Linked DNA regions of Mus musculus: region 1 is linked to region 2. Evidence: chromatin loops called from intact Hi-C (ENCODE). Cell type or tissue: left cerebral cortex. All regions are shown on one strand. Each heading gives the region's core, and the rest is flanking DNA. Links, peaks and the distances in the headings are about the cores only.

Evidence for each region. A loop is a pair of places that touch in the nucleus more often than their neighbours do. Peaks named below come from ENCODE experiments on the same cell type or tissue, not always from the same donor. Only the 100,000 strongest peaks of a DNase experiment are listed, where the experiment ranks them.
Region 1: a loop joins it to region 2, with 3.0 times the contacts of the local background. A loop is called at or near these places in 9 of 42 quality-filtered maps.

Annotation. Positions count from the first base shown.
Region 1 is chr4:126,814,561-126,824,437 of GRCm38, reverse strand. It overlaps AU040320 (expressed sequence AU040320), which reads right to left. Exons shown (of 21, transcript NM_133886.2): 5 at 7,964-8,065; 6 at 697-794. It overlaps Gm24161 (a small nucleolar RNA gene), which reads left to right and starts at 6,293; the gene lies at 6,293-6,422. In left cerebral cortex, for the core only: no CTCF peak of the experiment used is centred there; DNase peaks (open chromatin) are centred at 727, 1,271 and 4,943.
Region 2 is chr4:126,746,661-126,756,537 of GRCm38, reverse strand. It overlaps Ncdn (neurochondrin), which reads left to right and starts at 3,109. Exons shown (of 7, transcript NM_011986.4): 1 at 3,109-3,567; 2 at 4,457-4,597; 3 at 5,685-6,653; 4 at 7,819-8,060; 5 at 9,218-9,442; 6 at 9,850-9,877. The coding sequence starts at 3,535. AU040320 (expressed sequence AU040320) reads right to left here and starts at 2,768. Exons shown (of 21, transcript NM_133886.2): 1 at 2,543-2,768. In left cerebral cortex, for the core only: a CTCF peak has its summit at 4,465; DNase peaks (open chromatin) are centred at 4,823, 5,125, 6,291, 6,803 and 5 more places; H3K4me3 peaks cover 6,488 bases; H3K27ac peaks cover 4,536 bases.

The sequences.
Region 1 (9,877 bases), core at 531-8,530, 68 kb before region 2:
GGCTTCACACAGCCAGATACCCACCCGGGGCTGCATGGAAAGCATCCAGCAATCCTCCGGCGTCTGCCTGCCCAGAGCACAGGAACTCTGGCCAGACGTGGGCTCTGTCTTTTCCCCCTCTCCCTTACACCCACAGCCCCGCAGTTCTTCACTATTAAGATTATGACTGGCCAGATATGGTGGCAGACATCTTTAGTCCCAACCCTCCAGAGGCAGAGGCAGGGGGTTCCCGAGAGACTATGATAATTCATGGGTAATCCTGACTGGCTGCTACATCAAGCAATGACCTACCACTGGATGCAGGAAGTGCTGGGCCAAAGGACACCGACACTTATTGCTCATAACTACTATGAATTCCCCTGAATTCCCAAGGGACTACACCAGCAGATAAAGTCATGTGGCCACAAATAACCTCGATCATCTCTGGAACTCTGAAGTGCGTGTGCCACCTCACAGAGCTGTTGAGTGTATATTTTCAGCCATCACTACCATACTGGTACAGTCTTCTCACCAGCAATGAAAATTTGAGAATTATATGCTAAACAAACACTGGCTGTCCGCCATGGTGACTTTCTGAAGGCTTCACAACTGAAAGACTGTTCCCAACTTCAGTGTGAACAGGAAACTCGGTATTCTCTGTTTCAGAAAAACCACCTCCTCTCCCCTGGTCCCACAAGTGATAGAAGACAGATTCACCTTGGACAGTTGGAGGCTCTGGGAATGTTTCCTCTCCACCTCTCCACTGTAGTCTGTAGGATGAGTGATCAGCTGCCAGTCGTAGGTGTAGGTTTCTCCTATAGAAGGGCAGTGAGAAAAACCATGCAAACACGCACCTACACACAAAAGGCTGCCAATAACAAATCGCTCCCACAGCCTGCCAATAACAAACCTCCTTTAAACCCTGACAAAGCCTTAGTTTTAAGATCCTACCCCAAAGCCTGGAGGGAAGCCAAACCCTTTTCCTGAGAGGGTTCTGCTGTTGACTCTGCCAGGGTTTCTTGACAGTGCTCTTTCTGCCCCATACCCACCCCTGGGCCATCTTCAAAAAAAAAAAAAAAAAAAAAAAAAAACAGGTTGTTCATGGTGTGTCTCTCACTGAAAATACCTACCCTATCAAGCACTACAGATGAACTCATTGGGAACAAAGGTCATTTTCTCACAAAACTTCTTTTGCAACAAAGAACAGCAATGACTTCTAAATAACATGGTTCAAAAATAGCTTTTTACCGAGTGCTAACAATGCTGGCCCAGCTGAGGTCATCACACCCTGTGAGTTAAAAGAGCTACTTCATTCCTGCTGAGCTAAATAACACGCTGCAGAAGATGGAAGGGCATGGCCCATTTAAAACAGGCCCCACTGAAATTAATTAAGTTCAAATGAAGCATTAAATGGCTCTCATTTGCAGCTCAGACTATCACTGCATAGCACGAGGAGGATCCTGGTATCCATGTGGAATCCCCCAGTAGAGGGACTGAAACTGGAGACTGCATTCTAGCAGGGAAAAGGTGGGATGCGGTAGAAGGGAGTTCTCACTCAGGAGGGAAAACAAGTCACAATGCTTAGCAGAGCTCAGCCACACTTTCACTTACTGAACTCCAGTAGTGACCTCGGCGGGCGCCCGAAGCCAACCCTCCATAACCCCAGAGGTGACCTGTGTTTTACAATCCTTCCTCACAAACCTAGCATGGTTCTGGCCTGTTGTTATTCCTAGCTAGTCTCAAATATGCACGCACAGAAGTCAAGGATGAAGGCAGAGAAGCAATAGCCAGGACTCACGCTAAGAGATAATTCTTCAAACTGTAATTTAAAAAGAAAATCTCCACACAGCAAACACATTCACAATGGTTTGGGAACTGATCATTTTATATATCAAAAGCTAAAAACAGACTTCAAAAAGGGATGCTATCCCTACTCAGAGACCCTCAAGGAACGACGGATGCATCATAGGCATAAGTCCACCCCTGGGTGGGGGGGCATGCATATGGGACAGGTGGATAGACAGAATGTTGACTGTCAATCTAGGCAGGGGGTTGGAAACCAGACCTTCCAACCTTACAGAGACCTTAGTGTGCCACCACAGGGAAGAAGAGGATGAAGAAAAATATGAAGAACAGGGTTCTGCCTCAGTGGCCCCAACTTTTAAAGTATAACCAGCTAGCTACTTCAGAGAACTAAAGAACCTGTTCATGGATTTGAAAGAAACATGTGTTTTGGAATTCTGATCTGCAACATGACAATAACTCAGAAATATGTGCACAAATACAAGTTAGGGGAAAATCCTGCAAAGCAGGGCCTGACTTCCACAGCAGAGCAGAGGAGGGAGCAAGCGCTACTTAAGGGAATGCTTTCCCCACCTCCATCTTCAGAAGAGACTGAACTCATTCACCTTGAACTAAACACTCAAGCAAAGAGACAGTGGGTTGAGCTTTTCATTCCTCCATGCCTTCCTTTAATCCCAGCATGGAGGAGGCAGAACCAGGTGGGTCTCTAGGCGTTTAATGCTAACCTAGTCTACAGAGTGAGTTTCAGGATAATCAAGGTACACAGAGAAATCTTCTTTCAACAACAACAACAAGAACCAAACAACCAACCAACCAAACAAACAAATGACAAGGCAGGAGAGGTGGATAGCTCATTTTTTAAAAAATTAAATCTAGGGTTGGAGAGATGGCTCAGTGGTTAAGAGCACTAACTACTCTTCCAGAGGTCCTGAGTTCAATTCCCAGGAACCACATGGTGGCTCACAACCATTTGTAATGGGATCCAATGATGCTCTCTTCTGGTGTGTCTGAAGACAGCTACAGTGTGCTCATACATAAAATAAATGAGTAAATCTTTAAAAAAAAAAAAAGCCAGCCCAGGTATAAAACATCCAGAAAATCTGGGACACGATGAAAAGATCAAATCTATGAATGACAGATATAGAGGAAGGAGAAGAAACCCAGGTCAACTGCACAGAAAATATTTTAACAAAAATCATAGAAAATTTCTGGAACATATCAAGGTACAAGAAGCATATAAACACTAGTGGACTGATCAGAAAAGACATTCCCTACAACGCATAATAATGAAAACACTAAATGCACAAACAAAGAAAGAAAATTAAAATATACACAGAAAAAAGACCAAGTCCTGTATAAACTTTGGCCCATCAGAATAATACCTGACTTCTCAATGGAGACTCTGGAAGCCAAAATGTCCCTGCCAGATGTTCTACTAACGCTGAGAGACCACAGATGCCAACAAAACCACTGATCACAATCAACGAGGAAAAAAAAATCCACAATAAACCCAAAGAAGCAATTTCTATCTACCAATCCAGTTCTACAAGGGCATTATAAGAAAAACTTCAGTCTGCAGAGGTTAACCACACCCAAAAAGACACAAGGAATAAAAATTCACAGAACAGTAAATGAAATCATGGTGGGGGGGAACTATAACTACAAAATAGCAAGCATCAATAAACACTGTTCACTGAGAGCTCCTAATGGTCTTGATTCCCCAATAATAAAGACATAGACTAACAGGATAGAACTGAAAACAGGATCCATCTTTCTGCTGCATACAAGAAACATATCTCAATATCAAGGATTGTTATCATGGCAGGGTAAAAGGATAGAACACACACACACACACACACACACACACACACACACACACACACAGAACTAAAGATCCAAAGCAGAAGAGATAGGGAAGGATGCTACATACTCACTAAAGGAAAAGTCCCCTGAGAGGCTATTTCAATCCTAAACATTTATGTACAAACATAAGGGCGCTGAAGTTCATGAGAGAAGCATAGCTCTCTACAGCTACAATAGGACCGATGCACACCCACGCTCACAGACACGGTGGCACTATGTTTGAGAGCTGCACAGGTTCAAGCCAAATGGGTCCCAGCACTGAGAGAGGTGAGAGGACACGGGGTCTCTTCCCTAATCAACAAACCAACTTGGCAAAGAGAAAAATCCATTTTCACCAATGGAGTCTCCCTGGGTATATCACACTAAGGGGAGTCCCAGGCCCAGGAAGAGTTTGGCAATCACAAAACAAACTCAGTGGTATTTTTATGGGCTTTTTTGTTTCATTTTGCTTTGTTTTGGGCAATTTTTTTTTTTTTTTTGCTTATTTGTTTTGCCTGTTTATTTCATTTTTGTTTCTGTGAGACTTTTTGTTGTTCCTTGTTTGGGGTTGGGTTTGTTTGTTTTTTGTCTGCTTTTGCTTTTGAAAGAGAGAGAGGGAAAACAAGAACATAAAATTGGGTGGGTAGAGGAACTGGAAGAGGAACTGCATGAAAAATCTTTTCAATTGAAAAAAGAAATTGGAATGAGTTGATAGGGAAATGCCATCTCAAGAGCAGAAGTACAGAAGGGAAAGGACGCCCTGCACAAATGCACTGTTTAGTATCAGACTCCCACAGGAAGAATGCTGAATTCTGCCGGGCAGTGGTGACGCAAGCCTTTAATCCCAGCACTCAGGAGGCAGAGGCAGGCAGATTTCTGAGTTCGAGGCAGCCTGGTCTACAGAGTGAGTTCCAGGACAGGCAGGGCTACACAGAGAAACCCTGTTTCGAAAACAAACAAACGAAAAAAAAAGAATGCTGAACTCAACCAGGTACACATGGTTGATCTGAGCTCGGGAAGCAGAGGGAGGTGAAACTCAATGAGTTCAAGGTCAGCCAGGCCTACGCAGTGAGGCTCTGTCTCAAAAATAACAAATTAAATTATCTGTAATGGGTGTCTGTGTAGGGATATGTGCAACAGAGTGTAGGTGCTCTATGGGGCCAAGATTCAATTGAGCTGGAGTTACAAGTGGTTATAATCTACCAGTGTGGGCACTGGGAATTGAACTCAGGTCCTCTGGAAAAGCAGAACATCTTCTTAAACACTGAGCAGTGTCTCCAGACCCAACAGCCAAGAACAGTGAATCAGAAACACCCAAATAGAAAACAGAAGGGCTTGCCTGAAAGAGGAAGCACACTTTGCTTGGTCAGCCTTTAACACAAGTAACACAAATCAACCACTTTCAATGCTCTACTCCTGTCTCAGGAGGTCTTAAGAGGGGCTGGAGAGATGGCTCAGTGGTTAAGAGCACTGGCTGCTCTTCCAAAGGCCCTCAGTTCAATTCCTACCACCTGGTAGCTCACAAGCATCTGTAGTAGAATCTGATGGCCATTTATGGTGTGTCTGAAAACAGTAACAGTGTACTTACATAAAACAAATAAATAAATCCTAAAAAAAGAAAGGAAGGAAAAAAGAAAGAAAGAAAGAAGTAGATGCTAATACTCCAAGGTTTTAAACTGAATTTATCACTAACTCATTTATATAACTTACAAATATAAATTTTGTGTGCCATGTTGAAGTTTGTACTTTTTCTTTAAAGTCTTTCTGTTAAATTTACCTCTCCCCTGTGTATGTATTTGTGTCTGTGTCTCTGTGTGTTTGTGTGTTTCCGTGTCTGTCTGTCCGTCTCTCTCTCTGTGTCTCCGTGTCTGTCTGTCTGTCTCTCTCTCTGTCTCTGTGTGTGTCTGTGTGTGTGTACGTATGTCTCCGTGTCTGTCTGTGTGTGTGTGTGTGTGCGTGTGTAGGTCGACAATTTGTATGTGTTAGTTCTCTCCTTTTACCATGTGGGTTGTGGGACTTGAACTTGGGTCATCAGGTTTGTCAAGAGCCACTATTCTTCTAACCATCTTACCAGCCCTGACTTTTTTTTTTTTTTTTTTTTTGGTTTTTGAGACAGGGTTTCTCTGTATAGCCCTTGCTGTCCTGGAACTCACTTTTGTAGACCAGGCTGGCCTTGAACTCAGAAATCCGCCTGCCTCTGCCTCCCCAGTGCTGGGACTAAAGGCGTGCGCCACCACGCCCGGCCAGGCCAGCCCTGACTTTTTAAATTTTTAAAAATATTTATGTACATTGGTGTCTTGACTGCATATCTGTGTGAGAAAGTTGGATCCACTGGAGCCTGAACTACAGACCGTTGTGAGCTGACATGTGGGTGCTGGGAATTGAACCCAGGTCCTCTGGAAGAGCAGTGCTACTCTTAACCACTGGGCCATCTCTCCAGCCCTCAGCCCTGATCTTTGAAGTAACAAATCCATCCTAGCATTGTTCTTGAATACCTCCAAATTCTACATCTCATATTACAGTTGTTTAGCTAAAATAAACAGGTTCATCTGCATCTCAGTTTCTTCATCTTCTCCCAACCAAGTGTTCTACCACACAGTTATAGCTCAGCCTTCCTGTTTGTTTTTACATGGACACAACACAATCTTATATAAAAGATTCACACTACCTTGACCCTAGAAGTGTGGCAGGTGTGGCTGCTGTGTCGCATGTGCATCAGTGGTGGCAGAAAAGACAGAGGCTATGTCTACACTGAGTGTTCTGACCTATGACATCTGGATGATTTGTAGCCTAACACTCCCAATCAGAAAAAAAAGCTAGTCTGAGATGACTACCACTCTGGTGCCAGAGAGCTCAGTCAGGGAGCTAGCCTGAGATGAACACCAGTCAGGAGTGGGGTGCAGGCCTTGGGGGCAGACCATGCCTATGATGACCCTGCCCAGTGCCATAATGCCTGGGTGAGGCATAGCACTCCTGAGACAACCCCAGACACTCAGAGACCCTGGGAGCCACTGAGAGGAGTAAGTAAGTGGTGGAGAAATGGAAGAGAGAGAGAGAGAGAGAAACAGAAGGATGTGGGCACAACGAAGAAAGGCAGAGCTGGAGACTCAGGGTAGTGGGGAACAGCCTGATGTGAGTAGCCGTGATGCCACCTGGAACCATGGTGGGGTCCTAGCCTGTGCGGACCCTGGGGGTCACGTCTGGGTCTGTGGCCCTGCAGCAGCAGGGGTCTGTTTCCACCAAAGGCCAATGGACTCCCAGGTGCGGGCCGCTGCCTAGGGACATTGATGCCTAAGGGCTGTGCAGAACTGGTCCTACCTCTCACCTAGGCATCCTGGGAGAGCTCGTTATGTGCCTCACTGGCTGCAGCATTCAGGAGGAGAGCAGAGCCTGCACCTCACCTGGGCAGCACAGTAGAGCTGGCAATGGTATAGGGGGTTGGTGGTAAGCTGGCCATGAAGGCATTGTGTGTGGGAAAGTGGCTGCCCAGTTCAGATGAAACCTCTCATGCCCTCTTGGCTTTGACTTGCCCAGCCCAACATCTACCCTGAGGATGAACTGCTGAAGTGCATGAAGAACCTGGTCCTACAGATCTAAAACTACAAGATCTCCATGACACAGGGCAACAGCAGGATACCCAAGAGGAGTCCCAGTAAGGTTCCAGTATCAACAGACTAGCAGAAGCCAAAGGCTTCGTACCAGACCAAGGAGTCATGCAATGAACATTTGCAAGCAAAGAAGTGTGGACAAAGGGTATACTGTGGGACAGACGCCCTGACACACTACAGCTTCCACAAGGAGATATTTTTTCTCTGTTGGGTGGTGGGAGGCTGTAAGGATGGAGGGTAAGTACAAGGGGAAGGGGGCATGAGTGGGTTTGGGGTGCATGATGTGAAGTTCAGAAAGAACTAATCAACAGTTTTTAAAAGTGAAAAAAAAAGAGGAAAAAAAGATGCTTACTAAATGTTACCATTTAAGGTAACATTGTGAAATAAAGATTATGGTCCAATTTTTATGGAGAAATTAAGACATAGGAGTAGTTTGCTTAAATAATTAAGCTAATAAATGAATCAGGATTAGACACAGGCTTGACATCAAAGCCGATAGGACCAGGCTGGAGGGGTAGCTCTGGTAAAGCACTTACCTAGCTTATGTGGAATGCAGAAGTGCTAATGACACAGAGCCTCTGATCTGCAGCTGGGCAGAACATTGCCTCCTGTGCCCATGCAGATGTGTGCCCACATGCACATCACAACCTCACAGGGCTGTTGCAAAAGCAAATGAACTGAGGCTAAGATACCAATGCTAACCGAAATGTTTCCCAGACAGGATATCTTACCTGGCTCTGCTTCTGGAAGGACGAAGGCATTTAACTGAACTTCATTCTTAGGCAGGGTGATCTGGACGCTCTTCCCAGCAGACACCACCAGCTCCTTTACAACTGGAACAAAGTGGCAGCAGCGGGCTCAGCAGCACAGCCAGAGGGCATGTCTCCCCTTCCTAAGTCACCCTCAGCCACTGTCTTCATCTGCTACTTGTCTAGTCTCTGATCCCTCGAGCCTGATTCTATACGTACTTTCCCATTGGAAAGGGTCTCTCAAGGTCACCAGTGAGCTGCTGCTTAGCAAATCTAAAGGAGCGTAAATCCCACCTCTCAGGCCCATGGCCCTCACTCCTGCTCACTGCCCGCACCTGGAAGCACTGCACGGCAACACCAGATTCAGTGCTCCGATTTCTTCTCCACTGGGCTTCAACTAATGTTGGTCTCCAGGTGTGCTTTATATACAATACACTACTTGCCAAAGAGTTCAAATTCTGTTTCAATGACACTTTTATTGGGTGAATGCTTTTAAAGTAAGATATAAAATAACAAAGGCAGAGGGCAGTCAGAAGGAAGGCTTGCCTTTCTTTTGCAGTTGCTACAACGACTGACTCACTGTTCACAGATTCTGAATCCCTCTCCCTCTTGTGCCCCACGCACTCCAGCCCATTGGTCTTGCTATGACAGGTGTGTCAATCTTTCTAAAGCACCCACAGAGCTACTCTCCTACTTAAGACGTGGCTCTGACACTACTTGCCGCCTATCTCCTATGTGTTTGAGTTTCTCCACATTGGTATTATTGATATTTTGTACCCAATAATTGTTGGGGGCTGGGGAGAGCAGACAGTTCAGACCACAGAAAACTACTGATTCAGTCGTATTCCTCTGGCAATAATTGTTTACTTGACATGAGGCCAATTCTTGAAGACCTTACAGCAAACAACAGGCTAGTCAACTCATGTTCCAAGGCTGGGGTGGAAAGGGCTTCCTGGACAAATGGGAAGCCTGAGACTTCTCTGTCTTTGCTAGGGAATATTGCACTTAGAGAAAAATGAAACCATCTTTTATGAAAGCCGCAGCTTGTAGCTGTCCCAGGAGAGAGAATAAAAGCTCTCTGATATAACTCTAAGGGGGGAAGGGGAGAAAAGAAAAAAAGGAAGCCATTATACTCAGAGAAAGTATAAATGACCCAAACTAGCTAGTCAATACAGCACAAGGCAAGTCCTTCAGTTACACAGACAATCTGCAGGCATTTGCCTGGACACAGAAATCACATGCTGCTTTGGGACTGGACTATCTCAACACCATGTTCTATTACCAACAAAGGAAACCCTGAGAAACAGAATGGCAAAAACTGTGGTTCCTGGTTTTGCCTTGCCTCTGACGTTTTGGGGTCACCCACTAGCCACTCATGAACTATCTCCACCTACTACCTCAGCTCTGCCCCAGAAAGCTGGCTGATTAAGGAAGCTCTAGGTCTAAGCTCCTTCCTGTGGTTGCTTTGGAAATAAAGACGTTCTGAGAATCAGGCCGGCAATGCTTGATCCAGAGCCTGACAGGTGCACCAGCGTGATTGCCCTGCATTTGTTAATTCTGCATTTGTTAAGCCCTGCTCATCAAATCCTCCCCCACTACGGTTTTGCTTGTTTGCTTGTTTGTTTGTTTGTTTGTTTTAGTCGGTCTCAGGTAGCTCGGGCTTGTCCCAAGCTGACAGACAAGGATGACTTGAATTCATGCTTCTCCTGCCTCCACTGCCAAGATAACAAGTGTGCACCACCACACCGGCAAATCTTGGGCCTTCAGGTCCCTGCAGAATCTGCCTCTGAGAAAATGAGCCCCACTGAGTTCTCCAAGTTGGGCAGCTACTGACTTAGGGATCTGGGGCTCCAAAGCCCACATTTTCAGAGGCTCGGACAGGGCTATTTTGTTTCT
Region 2 (9,877 bases), core at 633-8,632:
ATCTATGAAGAGGTTGGACTTCCTCTAACTAATTCTGATTATACTGCCCAGCCTTGCAGTATAGTTTTTCAAGGTGATTCTCTTTAGGCACAGCAAGCGCGTTGCCCTGTTTGCTCCCACCCCCACCATCCCTATCTTACAAATCTACCCAGGTCACACTTTCACATCAATTTACACTTTTACATTATCTGCCTGATCCAAGTCATTTGCAATTCCTGTCTTAAGTACTTGTATACTTCTCCCCATATGTTTGACTTAGGCACTGTGCTGGCTACTCTGTAATCTAGTGGCTGTAGGATGGAGGGGAGAAGAAAGAGGAACGATATATATATATATCAAGATGAGTTGTTGACAGGGTTCTAAGAAACAATTCAAAAATCTGTTGACTAGGCATGGTATCTCGTACCTGAAGTCCTAGCTACTTGGAAGGCTAAGGTAGAACTGTTTAAATCCAGGACTTCAAGGTCAGCCTAGAGAATATAATGAGACACTGTCTCAAAAAAAAAAAAAAAAAAATCTTGTGCTGGCAGTGGTGATGCATAACTCTAACCCCAGCACTGGGGAGGCAGAGACAGGCAGATCTCTGTGAGTTCAAGGCCCGCCTGGTCTACAGTTTCAGAACAGCTGGGGCTACAGAAAAACCCTGCCTCCAAACAAACACAATTAGAAATCTTCTGATGAAAGAAATGATAAATACGAAGCTGTCACCCACAGCTGGTAAATAGCACAGACTGGCAACCCTAACCCTCACTTCCAGCCAGCATACAAAAAGACCAGCATTGTCTGGAATGGATTTCAATGCCAATGCCAAGAAATGAAGAGGCAAACATAAAACTCCAAATTGAGGTAATGCCTTTCTCTGAGCCATAGGCACCGAATGGACTCTTATCTCTCTCACTCTCTTCTACCCTTTCCTAGTCTAGTTTTCCCGTAATTGTACATTAGGGCACATGGGTCAGAAAAGAGGTGTGTAGGCCACAAACACATTGAAAAGATCATGAGGTGTAGCCTAAGAAGCTATACTCGGAAACTTCGCTAGCCTCCCAGGATGGAGCTGAGAGAGTGTATGTGTGTGTGTTCGTGAGTGTGTTCTCGTTTCTGCCTACCACAAAAGGATTTAAAACTAAAGGTGACTCAACACCTGTCATCAATATCTTGGCACGTGGGTGGGAAAAGCAAAAAAGAAAGGAGAAGGCTTTGAAAACAGGAGTAATAAATACCATTGGACTAGCAAACTGGTTACAAGTGCATGGGAGAGGCAGAGCTAATCTCATTTGCACTCCTAGCCATTTACTCGGCTCAAACCTACAATTGCCTATGGGCACAAATCACTGCTAGGGTCCAGTTAAAGGCTTGCTGACCAGAGGCAGGAACGACAAAACACTGCTAAGACCCAAAATGTTTGTTATCAAATCAAAGGGTAGCAACCCAGGGAGAGAACACACACACCCCCACAATACTCGACAAATGAAAATCTAGAAAAGCTCCCGGTAGTTCTGGCATTTAGGGCGTTACAAGTACACCCGAAATAAAAGCACGCTGTTGCAGCAGCTGTTCAGATACAGCAGGGGGTAATGTTTACTTAATACTTCAGGTTGATGGGGAATGTATCATAGTTCAGTCTGTCAGCTACATACGTGGAACTCCATTTATATACACAGCGATAAGATATGTTTGAATAACGACAGAGCCGGTCTATTCAACGGGTGTGAGTAATCAAGAATAAAGCTTTAAGAAAGAAAGAAAGAAAGAAAGAAAGAAAAAAGTCCTAGATGTTTGAGAAAGTTACAGAACAGACTGCATGAATAGCTTTGCTTATATTTGCAAACACTGTTTTCCAAATAGCTGGAAAAATGAACAGATTGTTCTAGGAGGTCGTCTTTCCAATTTGTTCCTAGTTTCCAGTCTGTTAATCACAAGATAGCACAAGGAGAGTCAGCTAAGGAGCTTTAACAGCTTCTATTGTCAGTTGGGCACAACCACCGTGAGATGAGACCAGGCAAAGCATTCCTGGAACCCCGCCTGAGGTCTTCTACTTTGACTTCCTTCAGTTCGCTTTTTGTGCTCACTGCAGCCACCGCAGGACCCTCTAAGGGGCATAATTGTCAAAATTCTCAAGGAGGAAGGTTTTCGCCAACGAGCCCAGCCCCGCCCCCTTTATTCTGTATCAACTTTTTTTTTTCCCTTTTCTTTTCTTTTAATCTCGATGGGAAGATCATCAAACACCAGAGACAGCAACTCGGGACGAGGCTGCAGAGGTCGAGAGTATCATAAGGACCGCAGTGCCTCAGCCTGGTCTGCCCATATGTCAGGGAATAGAGGGAGCTGCCTGACCAGGCCTGAGTCCCAAAGCGGAGGGGTTCAGATTGGGACTCTGGCACCTGCAAGGCTAGAAGCAGCAGATTTGTCCTGTCCCAGCCAGGAGCGCCATCTCCGGGTCCCAACGCCGGACCAGCGTACCCGAGGCATCGCCCGTCCCGCCTCTGCCCCTCCCCTGAGCTCCTGGTCCTCGGCCTGGCAGTCAGCCGCCCCGGCCACCTACCGGGGCTCAGGGCCACATAGAGGGGTGCCGGCTCTCGGCGGCCTCCGCCTCCTCCCGATCCATGGGCTCGGGGACCCCCAACCTTCTCTCCCCTCACGCAGAGGAGGAAGAAGGAAGTGCTGGCTCCCCACCCGGACAGCTCCCTCTTGCCTCAGCCTCCCTGGACAGCGACCGCGGCCGGAAACGCCGCCTCCTTCCCACCTCCCGGGGCTCAACCCGGAAACATACTCTTCACGCTGAGCCAGTCCTCCTGCCCCCACCCTCCGGAAGCGCAATTCCAGCCGCGAGCCCAAAAGTGGGAGGAGGGGCGGCGCTGAGGGGAGAGCTACGCACAAGCGAGGACGTCCGGGCCCTCAGCCTTTGGCCGCGAGCCCTTGCGGGGCGGCCCGCACCTTTCCTCCTTAGCTCGAGCACTCAGGCCCCAGACTCGGGCAATTGCCCACAAGCAAGATGGCCGCACCGGAGGCGCCCCCCTACTGCTTAGCGCCCTGCTGTGCCATTGGTCAGAGTGCGGAGTGAGCCCAGCGCCGATTGGTCGAGAGCGATGCGGGGGTGGGGGTGGAGCTGTAGCAGCCTGGAGCCAAGAGTGGGCAACGCGGCGTGAGCAGCAGCCCCAGGCTCCCGGAGCATCGCGCCCGGAGAAAGACTTCGCCGCTCGGGGCCGCAGCCTGGTGAGCTCAGCCCCCTTCAAGCCCTCCCCTGCATCTCAGCCGGAGCCTCTCCGAACCGGCGCTGATCGATGCCGAGACTCCCCAGGGACCCTATCGCGACTCCATCGTGCCATATCTCGACATCACCGTACCCTGTCGAGACTCCATTTTGTCACAACCCCTTTCAGTATTTATCTATCTACCTATATATTTTTTTAAATTTGCCCTATCATATTTGGGGGCTGTCCCCTTCATGTCGTGATTTCGCTGTGATCTCTCCGTGACATCACCGCGCCATCGTGAAGTGTGATCTCATCGCTGCCCTGTCGTTCGACTTCATCAATGTCGTGTTGTGACCTGGCTGCGGCGGGACAGGTGGTGACCGCCAGGATCCCTTCTCCCCTTCTCATCTCTCCATCACTGCAGCCCCGCTTCGATTATCCGGCTTTTGGATTCTGTTATCCTGAGAGCCACCCGACCCCTCTTTCCTTCTCCAGCCAGTGCCGGCACCCACAGGCTGTTAGCGGGACGGACAGGGAGAGTACAGGGAGCACAAGGGGTTAATGTTGCTGCTGCTGCAGCAGCAGCTGCAGCTCCTGCTCTTGCAGCCTCTGCAGCCTCTGCAGCCTCTGCCCGAGGGAGGGAAAGAAGAGAAGGCAAGGAGGCTGCGGGGGCGATTAAGAGCCCTGGCTGGAGGGGTGGGTCCACAGGGGAGTCTTCAAAGCCTTCTCTGGAGAGCTTGCCTTCTCACTCCTGCTGAAGCCAGTCTACTTTCTCTGAAGAAGGGAGGGGAAAGGAACCCTAGAATGTCCTTTTCTTCCTTGTCGGCGTGAGTCCGGATAATCGAACTTGACCCGTGTCTGTCTGCATTCCTCCCTGTCTGTCCTCACCGCTCACTCCTCGTGTGCCTCCTGGAGAGAGATAAAACCCGGTGTCTGGTGCCAGGGGCTGCTGAGCAGTTGGGCCAGCTCCTTCCCACTTCTAGACTGGTGAGGAAAGCTGTCCAGCTGAGCAGCGGCATGCATGGTCCTCATATCCCACTTTTCTGGAGGTGACCTTGGACCAGGGTCCCTTCTTCATCCTAAAGAATTTGTAGGTCCAGCCTCTTAAAGGGGCTCCCCCAAGGGAGGTCAGTCATGAGGAAGCCACCCTTCCAAATCCACCCCCCCTCCCTCTGTGCTAATCCCTCCCTACATCCTCCACTTCCACCCCCGCCCCCGCCCCTCCTCTGCAGAGGGATGCTCAGTCCCTCTTGTGTTCACAGTTGGGCAAGGCGGGCATCATGGCCTCGGATTGTGAGCCAGCTCTGAACCAGGCAGAGAGCCGAAACCCCACCCTGGAGCGCTACCTGGGAGCCCTCCGTGAGGCCAAGAATGACAGCGAGCAGTTTGCAGCCCTGCTGCTAGTAAGGACCTGGAAGGTGGGAGGGCTGGTCAGGAGGGCCCCCAAAGAATGGGGTCAGCAAGTCTCCAGGGGTATCTAAGTGGTATTGGCAACCCGGAGGTACCAAAAAAGGCCTGAGACCTCTACCTTTGTACTCTGTTCTCTTGAGAATGGGGGAAGGGGAGAAGAGGGGTGAATAAGACTGTGGCATGGGACCACGGAGGAGGCTGCCTGGATTTGCTTTTTGGGGCGTCCCGGAGCAGATGGGAGCTGACTCATAGGGTAACAGCAGCAGGTTGTAACTAGTGCAGAGTACTTGTGGGCCGGGGTAGCTTTTCCTCGACCTGAGAGAGTAACAGGATGGGGAGTAACTAGCAAGAGGTTCTGAGAGATGACCAGAGTGATGATCAGTATGTCAAAAGTAAAGGGTCTTAGTCTGCTAGAGGAACCCAAGCTGGGGACAGCAAAGCAGGAGCTGCAGTGCTTGGGGTGGGAGGGGGGGGATGAGTTGGTGTGTGGGGGGTGAAGGGAGGAGGGAGTGCAGCAGTTGCTTGTTTGCCATGGCAACAGGGAGAAGGCTCTGGAGTCAAGGGCTCACACTGCAGCAGAGGAGGTGTTTAGGCGAAACGTAAGGGGAAATGTTTTGACATGCGGAGCAACGAGACACAGGAGCCATTTCCCGTGAGAAGGTGTCGGAAATGGATCAGAGACTTCTCTGGAGAGAAGTCCTTAGGGAAGGACCCTGAATCCTTAGAGGATTTGAGTTCTGAAGCCCCTTGCCTCCCAGGTCTTAGGCATATGGATTAATGGATTAGAGACCAGGAGGCACTCCTCAGCTGGCCAGGTGATGACCGTTTGCCCAGATGTGTAGTGAAGGGCCACTGGACAAACTCCTTTCCATGAGGCAATCAGACATGATAGGGATACCAGAGGTCACACCTGTCTTGTCTCCAAGGAGGAAGGAGGAGCTGGACCAGATGACCCCAGAATGGATCCCATTGCGTAACCCATTCCTGCAGTGCCCAGGGAACAGGGTAGGGACAGTCTTTGCTACAATTCTTCTCACTCTGCTGATAGTGTATTACCCTCCCCCCCCTCCCCCCCCCCAGGTAACGAAGGCAGTCAAAGCAGGTGACATTGATGCCAAAACCCGACGTAGGATCTTTGATGCCGTTGGGTTCACCTTTCCCAACCGACTCCTGACCACTAAGGAGGCACCTGATGGCTGCCCTGACCACGTTCTCCGGGCCCTGGGCGTGGCCCTGCTGGCCTGTTTCTGCAGCGACCCTGAACTAGCCAGCCATCCCCAGGTCCTGAACAAGATCCCCATCCTTAGCACATTCCTTACAGCCCGGGGGGACCCTGATGATGCTGCCCGCCGCTCCATGATCGATGACACCTACCAGTGCCTGACAGCTGTTGCGGGCACACCCCGAGGGCCCCGGCACCTCATTGCTGGTGGCACCGTGTCTGCCCTGTGCCAGGCGTACCTGGGGCATGGCTACGGCTTTGACCAGGCTCTGGCACTCTTGGTGGGGCTGCTGGCTGCTGCAGAGACACAGTGCTGGAAGGAGGCGGAGCCCGACCTGCTGGCTGTGTTGCGAGGCCTCAGTGAGGATTTCCAAAGAGCCGAAGATGCCAGCAAGTTTGAGCTCTGCCAGCTGCTGCCCCTTTTTCTGCCCCCAACAACTGTGCCCCCTGAATGCCACCGAGATCTGCAGGCTGGGCTGGCACGAATCCTAGGAAGCAAGTTGAGCTCCTGGCAGCGCAACCCTGCACTGAAGCTGGCAGCCCGCCTGGCTCATGCCTGCGGCTCCGACTGGATCCCAGTGGGCAGCTCTGGGAGCAAGTTTCTGGCCCTGCTCGTGAATCTAGCGTGCGTGGAGGTACGGCTGGCTCTCGAGGAGACAGGCACAGAGGTGAAAGAAGACGTGGTAACAGCCTGCTATGCCCTTATGGAATTGGGGATCCAGGAGTGCACCCGCTGTGAGCAGTCCCTGCTTAAGGAGCCACAGAAGGTTCAGCTCGTGAGCATTATGAAAGAGGCCATTGGCGCTGTCATCCACTACCTGCTGCAGGTAAGGATCCACTGGCCCGCAGAGGACGTACGAGTGTGATGGGAGATAGCATAGCTGTACATGCTGGCTGGTACTGGTAGCAAGCGCTCTAGGAGTAGTGTGTGGCCGAGCCTCCTTCCCTCTCCCTCCCTGCCGTGGGCCTCCACACAAGCACCATACCACACACCATATGTGCTCTCTGATCACAGCACACACACACACACAACACAGAAACCTCCCACTCACATATACTCTCCAGTACACACACTCTACACATCACACACCAAGTCGAAGCAGACTGTTCTGCTCACGCTAAAGCATTGTCTCACATATCAGCCTGGCTACGTATTTACATGTCTTCCAAGTAAACTTGTAGGATGCAGGAGAAGGATGGGGGGGGGGGACGGGGAGTGGCCTGGTTCCTGCCTCTGGAGTTTCTGCTGAATCTGTTTCCCCCTCCCATGTCCTTTACTCTCTGTATTTGCAAGGCCACCTCTTCTGCCCCCTTAGGAGTCAGGTGCGATTGGTCTCTTTAATGGCCTGCTTCAGCCACTGGACTCACCAGCCTTATGTCCAACAACTCATGCTAAGCTCTGATTTTATTTTCTGATTTAAACCAAAACATGGGTGACCTCTCACTACTTGATAGCAAGTCTTTTTCCCTTCCCTGCCTCAATTCAGAGCCTCTCTAAGGAAATGTTACGTTTCCTCTGGCTCCCCAGCTACCTTAGCGGTACAGTTAGGAGTATGTGACTTGAGTCTTTAAGCACTAGACATACTGTCTGAGACCCACTTGATTCCATTGTCCACACTGAGGTCCCACTAGGTGACCAGCCCCTGTGGGGTGAATCCCTCCCATGTGCTAGGTTTTTGGGTAGAGGTAGGCTTGTTGCCCCCACCCCCTTAAGTTATGTTTATCTATTTCTTAGACGTGGTGGAAGGACGATGCCTGCATGCCACAGCACACATGTGGAGTTTGGAGAGCTAGTCAGGTCTCTCCCTTCACGCTGTGATTCCCAGGAATCAAACTTAGGTTTTCATGTACCCACTGAGCCATCCATTTCACCGGCCCTCGGTGCCCACAAGTAATGGGCCCACAGGCCAAGATTTCCCTTGAGTTCTGTTACTGGCAGGCAGAGGAGGGTACCTGGTTCAGCTCTGTTTCACTGGGGTCTTGTGACCACAGGTGGGGCCAGAGAAGCAGAAAGAGCCCTTTGTGTTTGCCTCGGTGCGGATCCTGGGTGCCTGGCTGGCGGAGGAGACCTCATCCCTGCGTAAGGAGGTGTGCCAACTGCTGCCCTTCCTTGTCCGATATGCCAAGACACTCTATGAGGAGGCTGAGGAGGCCAGTGACATTTCGCAGCAGGTGGCCAACTTGGCCATCTCTCCTACTACACCAGGGCCTTCATGGCCAGGGGATGCTCTCCGGTGAGTTTATGGTTACGGGTTGTCCAGCCAGACCATTCCAAAGAAAAGGGTTTCCAGGATTGGTGGCACATGCCTGTAATCCCAGCAGTTAGGAGGCTGAGGCAGGAAGTTCTGAGAGTTCAAGACCTATTTGGGCTACATAGAAAGCACCAGTTCCTCCAAGGCTATGTCAACATAGCATGGCCCTGTCCCAAAAAAAGAGAGAAATTAGATGGATGGATGGATGGATGGATGGATGGATGGATGGAAGAAAAGGGTCAGATAGGGATGCCCTCTTTCCCCTAACCTGGGCTCCTGATGTCATGAGTGTCTCCTTAGGATCATTTTTTATTTGTTTGCTTTAGGGGTTTCTTCCCACAGAACTCCTGAACTGTCCCCATACTGCTTGCCATCTCAAATTTAAAAAAACAAAACCAAATCAGGGTCTTATCAAGTAGCCCTGGCTGTCCTGGAACTTACTGTATAGAACAGGCTGGCTTCAACTCAGCCTCACAGAGATCTGCTGCCTCTGCCTCCCAAGTGCTGGAATTAACGTATACAGGCACAGATACACACACACACACACACACACACACACACACCCCTGGGTGATGCCCAGATTTTTATTAAAAACAGAATTTAGCCGGGCGTGGTGGCGCACGCCTTTAATCCCAGCACTCGGGAGGGCAGAGGCAGGCGGATTTCTGAGTTCAAGGCCAGCCTGGTCTACAGAGTGAGTTCCAGGACAGCCAGGGTTACACAGAGAAACCCTGTCTTGAAAAATCAAAAAAAAAAAAAAAAAAAAAAAAAAGAAATTGCATCCACACTTTTAAAATAAAATGGCTGAGCTTGCTGGCTTACACCTTTAAGATCAGCACTTGGGAGGCTGAGGTAGGATCGCTTTGAGTCTGAAGTCACTCTGGGCTGCAGAGGAAGACCCTGCCTCAAAAATTATTTAAAAAATAAAACTGCCGTAAATGAGCTCAGAGGTTGGGTTGAGAAGTACATAGGCCACAATTAAACTGGGGCAGGGCCCCATGGGCTGGGGCGTGAGCGCCTCTGACGTCTGAGCTTCCAGTGGGAGTGAGACCACCTCCCCTGACTTCTACGTTCTTTTTCAGTCAGGGTGCTCTGCCCTTATCTCTCCCACCTCACATTCATCTGTCTCCACATGTCAGGCTCCTCCTTCCCGGCTGGTGTCACCTGACTGTTGAAGATGGTCCCCGGGAGATTCTGATCAAGGAAGGAGCCCCCTCACTTCTGTGCAAGTACTTCCTGCAGCAGTGGGAACTCACATCCCCGGGCCATGATACCTCGGTGCTGCCAGACAGCGTGGAGATCGGCCTTCAGACCTGTTGCCACATCTTCCTCAACCTGGTGGTCACCGCTCCAGGGCTGATCAAGTGAGGGGCTTGGGAGAGGCTGGGAGGAGATCCCGGGAAGCAGAGGGGGTCTAGCACCCGTTTTCAACCTCTGACTTAGTTTCCCTGTAGCCGTAGGCTGAATGTTAGCATAAGCCGGTTTCAGAACAAACAAAGCCAGTGCCACTTGAAGGTTTGTTGCAGCAGACCCCCAGGTATCCGAGGGCATGTCTGTCAGCTCCAGCCGTCACTCAGCTCAGCTACTTGGCATCTGACTGACCCAGATGGCAGGGTTGAAAGTCAGAAGTTAACACTTCACCCTGCCTCACGAAGTCCTGGCAAGCCCTGGCCTGGTAAAGCTAGAAACCTCAGATGCCAGGTTTTCCAAAGGGCTTGGTGGAGTCTGCTAACTTTCCGCCTGCCCCATCCTCTGCTCCCTTCCTCTCCAGACGCGATGCCTGCTTCACATCTCTTATG